Regions from separate parts of the Homo sapiens genome. Here region 1 is linked to region 2. Evidence: chromatin loops called from intact Hi-C (ENCODE). Cell type or tissue: natural killer cell. All regions are shown on one strand.

Region 1 (2,500 bases), 1.2 Mb after region 2:
ATAAAAATAAAACTAATTTTACAAGTGGGTACGATAATGTAATTAAGATACCTTGCACATATTACTATATCTATAACTTCTACATTTTACCCAATTGTCCAAGTATTAATTAGGTGGAACCTTGAACAAGTCATTGTCCTTGCTAGGTTTGAGTTTACTAACTCAAGAAAAAAGTATTGACCTACATTACAATCCTTTTAAAAACCCCAGGAATTTATTAATCTACTTAATATTTACTAAGACTTCAGTGGAAAGTTATATGGATACTGTCTTTAAATATTGTTAAATTTTTACCCCCGATTTTAACTCTTTATCATAAGACTGATAATTTGGCAAGCAAATATAGCAAGCAGAATCTAAAATATATTTTCAACTTGTTATTTGATCAAGTGGAGTATTGAGAAAAATGTAACTTTCACATCTTCTCGCAATCTATAAAAGGTCAACATTACTACCTTTTCTTTCTCTTAGTAGTAGGAAGTACCCCAACTTTGTAGAAAGGGTATGGCCAAGGCTATCAACACAAAAGCATTCTCTCAAAATTTAGAAACTGAATACCATTTAAGAAGCTTGGCAATTTCACATCCATAAATCTGTTTCACAGTGCCTGGTCCACAGTGGACTTTCAGTGAATGCTAGTTTATAGAATCATAAAACCATGGCATGTAGTTTGGAGACATTTAGAAAGAAAGAAACTTCCGGAGAGCCATGGCTTCCATACTCTACTACCCAACTGAAAAAATGCTATTCCTAAAAAAGCATGTGCCTCTGCTTTAGTGTCCTTTGCCTATGGCCCCTCCCTCTCCCTCCCAGCCCTTCACTTCTCTGAACTGGTTCTTTGTCCTTGCAAGCAAATCAAAGGGAAATTGAAATTGATCTCAGGGATGATGGCTGGCTAGAGTTAGAAACAGGAGATCCTGTGAGTTCGGATAGTTTCTATGACCCCTCCTTCCCATCCACCGCGCCCCCCACCCCGCACACCCCACACCCAATTCAATTAATTTCAAGTTGAAACAGATTTATTTATACTTATATTTTCCAGAATATTCTTCTGAAATTTTCTTGATTTAGGCTAATTTCTAAGTGCTTTCCTCCTTTTTATTTTAAAAGAAACTTGAGACCCTGGTCTCTATTAAAAAGGAAGAAAGCATCATTGATGTCCATCTTCCCTCCAGCTACCCTGAATTTGAGCAGACTGCATGACTCATCTTTCCTAGAAATACAACAATGAGATCATCATGTCTGTTTCCTTCCTACTCTGAGTACAGTTGAATTGGTTTCCTCTGTGTTCAGAGATAATTTTTTTTTCTGAAAAGCCCTTTGCTTGTTAATACACAAGAGTTTAATTATATATTTAGAACACAGCATGGAAGAAAATGAGCAGTGATTAATACATTCTGTTTTTTCTTCAGGCAGCTCAATCTCTACTTCCAAAACTAAAATTGTATAAATCATAGAAGGAGATACATCTGCATTTTATTTTAACACCTCCTGTGATAAAGAACTCACCACTTCCACAGGAAGTTAATTCTGCTTTTAACAATTTCTTTAGATAATTTTTGCTTGCAGGGACCTAAAATCTGATGGCTTCTGACTTCAGCTTTTTTAGCTCTATCCCTGAAATTTACAGCCAAGGAGAATATTTCTGGCCCTTTTCCAGGTGATATATCTTCAGATATTTGCAGACAATTATCATATCACATGATCTGACCTACATGAAGTGTAAATTTCTTAGAACATGGTCTGCTTCACTTTAGATATTTAGTTGTACTGCCAGATTAACAATCTTGCCTGAATTAACAAACAAATTCAAATAACTGATCTACATTTCTGTAAATGACTATTTCATCAAATTGAAAATTTACTACTGCAGTAAAGCCAAATATCTGGACAAATAAGTTTTGCCTGAATTGCATGGAGAGTTTGGGATTGTTGTTATATAAACAGTATCTAGACCATATATGTTACAAAACTATAAGCAATTCTATATTTTTATTGTTTTTACCTTTCTTCATAAAAAGTATTGTCTAAATCAAGTTATTGCATCAATCCATATACAATTCAAATATGAAATTCTCATTCATTGATTTTTATATTATTTGTACACAAACAGAATGTAACAAAATGTATGATACTTATTTCTGTATTTCCAAGATATTAGTATTCAAATATCGTTCTACCAGTACATTCTCAGATTCTCTTTGAAATTGAAGTTGAATAGAATGCCAGATTTATCTCAGGTGCAAAAATATGGTTGTCAAATAAACAAACAAAAAGAACTAACACAAAACAGAGAATTAAGAAAATATCTCAGTAGCCCAAATAGCATTCCAGTTATAGACATCCATACATGAGAAAGCATAAAATGAAATGGAGTTATTAGATATTCAATCTGGAAAGAACTTTATTATTTCTCATAAAAGCTTAGGGGCAACATTAAGTACATTTTCAAAAAAATCTTGAGAGCACAGACTCATAATTTTGAAGCTCAAATAAGACT
Region 2 (2,500 bases):
ACTGGCCCTGCTCCTTGATCAGAGGATGCACCAGCGCCTGAAGGGAATCTGTGCCCCCTAGGAGGCCACACTGGGCCCTGGGGCTGCTGGGGTCCGAAGCAAGTGCCCTGACCTCCCTTCCTGTGGGTTCCCTTCCTCTTCCTCTTTCCACAGCTTTCCCCTGTCTGTCTCCCTACCTGTAATTCACCCCAACAAGCCCTTAGCAGCTGGGGTTGGGGTGGGGTCTGTGCAGCCAGGGATATGTTGAGTAGTGAGTTTCTGCCTGTAGAAAGCTCTGGGTCTGGGCTGACCCAGACCCAGGCTGACACTTTTCACAATGAGGTATGTGGCCCAGGAGTCTTAAAACCTCAGCAGTGTCTGGCCCACAGGCTGTTCTGCACACTGAGGGATGCAGGGCGCGTTGTGCCGCTCCCACTCCCAGCTGAGAGGTTGGGAGGAACCAGATGGACTGGGCTCCATCAGGAGAGAAGCCAGAAGCATTTTCACACCGGTGGTCATGGCTACAGGGTCATGGTTACAGTGGATTTTTCAACCCACTGACCAAATGTTGTGATTCTTGCAACAACTTAAAATTTTCGGCTGATGCTGAATGCTGGGGCTTTCCAGAAATAGCCATAGGCTGTTAGAACAGGCACTTTGCTCTGTAAGGAGGCCTGTTTGTTCCTGAGTGTGAGCTGATTTGCATTGGCTCACAAAGTTGACCACAGACCCTGCATGGGAGACACAACCAACACCCCCATTTGCCTGCTGGCACGCACTTGTGCCCCCCTCCCCTCCCCGGCCTCGCTCCCTGGAAGCCCTCGCACCTCTCCCCTTGCCCTCTGTCCCCTAGCCACACACACTCACTTTTTGATGAAGTCGTCCTCCGCGTTCATGGATCTCACTAGGCTGTAGGTCTTCAGTTTACAAGACAGGAGACAAGCAACAAGGGTTTTAGGATAATGGGCACCAGACAAGACAGGCGCCCAGACAACTGTTCTGGCAAAACAATGTCCCACCATTGGACTCTGTGCAATGCCAGAATGCCACCAGTCTCGGGGTGGCCTCTTTGGGCTCAGATTTTGGGCAAATGAGAATGTGGAATGTAGGCATAGCCTTCAAATAGTTCTGTATTCATTTTAACTAGTAATATTCTTTGCCTCTGTCTTTTTGGGAAGGTACTATTTAAATAGGTGATATATACAAAGTCCCCTCTGGCAAGAGACGTTATTCAAAGACCGGATTTTGTCTGGAACCAGTTTGTGGTCACAGAATTAGCACGTGGTTTTTATTTGGTGCATGTGCTTTGAAAAGTACTTTACATTTACTGCCTCACAACAGTCCTATGAGGTGGCTGTGCTGATGTCATCCCTTTTTATAAAATAGATGCGAAACTGCAGTGCAGAGAGCTTAGTAACCTGTCTTTGATCACAGAGTTAGTGGAAGGTGGAGGCAGGATTTGAATACCTCCAGAGCCTGCGCTCTTACCTGCTGAGCTATATTGTCTCCTAATAGTGCCCTGGAACACCCAGGTGATATATGCCCACCTCCCAATTGCTGGGGTGTGGTAGGGGTGGGGGGTAATACAGAAATAAAGTTATAAGGGCAGAGCATTCTTTTTGACCAAGACACGAATTTGGACAGAGGGCTCTTGAAAGTGCGTAGAGAGAATGTGCCATTGGGTCTTTGAAGGAAAAGAACGTCCTGTCCTTAATCAGTGAGCTAAATAATTAAGAGCCAAAGGATCGGAGTCAAAGCCTTGGGCTGTTTTGCTCAGCATAGTTGTCATACCATATTTAGATGTCTACACCCACCTTTATCCAGGCCATTTGTATTTCTTGGCAGGAACGTGAGAACAAGCGTCACCTGGGGTTGTGGTATCTGAGGGTTGCAAAGTGTCAGCGCTGGAGGAGCTGAGTGATCACTCATCTGACCTTCCCTCCAAAGCAGGAGTACCCCTGTCCAGCACCCTGTCCTGTCTCAGTGGTTTCAGTGATGGAGACCCTGAGACTGAGTGGACCAGAGTTTTCCATCCTTCACTCCCAGTTCTCTGAGGTTACTAATAATTGACATGAAATACATGCAGACATAAAAAACACAAGCTAGAAAGCAACACTATGGGAAGTATTTATGATAAAAAGTGAAGATCTCTTCCTCCTTTTCCCAGGCTGGTCCCCAGGGGTGAATCTTGTGAATCTTGTTTTGTATGTATCTCATTCCAGAATTTTTTTATGCATATCAAAATATGTACAAATGTAATTTTTTAAAAATGGGTCCAGCTGGGCGCGGTGGCTCACGCCTGTAATCCCAGCACTTTCGGAGGCCGAGATGGGTGGATTACGAGGTCAGGAGATCAAGACCATCCTGGCTAACATGGTGAAACCCCGTCTCTACTAAAAATACAAAAAAATTAGCCAGGCTGGTGGCAGGCGCCTGTAGTCCCAGCTACTCGGGAGGCTGAGGCAGGAGATTGGCGTGAACCTGGGAGGCGGAGCTTGCAGTGAGCCGAGATTGCGCCACT

Evidence for each region. A loop is a pair of places that touch in the nucleus more often than their neighbours do. Peaks named below come from ENCODE experiments on the same cell type or tissue, not always from the same donor. Only the 100,000 strongest peaks of a DNase experiment are listed, where the experiment ranks them.
Region 1: a loop joins it to region 2, with 4 times the contacts of the local background. A loop is called at or near these places in 1 of 110 quality-filtered maps.

The regions. Positions count from the first base shown.
Region 1 is chr2:12,964,396-12,966,895 of GRCh38, forward strand. It overlaps LOC100506474 (a long non-coding RNA gene), which reads right to left. Exons shown (of 6, transcript NR_038434.1): 6 at 2,387-2,500. Among named protein-coding and RNA genes, the nearest start is that of MIR3125, 230 kb to the left of the region's middle. In natural killer cell, no CTCF peak of the experiment used is centred here; a DNase peak (open chromatin) is centred at 1,226; H3K27ac peaks cover 672 bases.
Region 2 is chr2:11,749,315-11,751,814 of GRCh38, forward strand. All of the region lies in intron 1 of LPIN1 (lipin 1), which reads left to right. Among named protein-coding and RNA genes, the nearest start is that of LPIN1, 3.9 kb to the left of the region's middle. RefSeq lists enhancers at 14-273, 294-343 and a silencer at 804-863. In natural killer cell, no CTCF peak of the experiment used is centred here; DNase peaks (open chromatin) are centred at 677, 1,307 and 1,847; H3K27ac peaks cover 1,868 bases.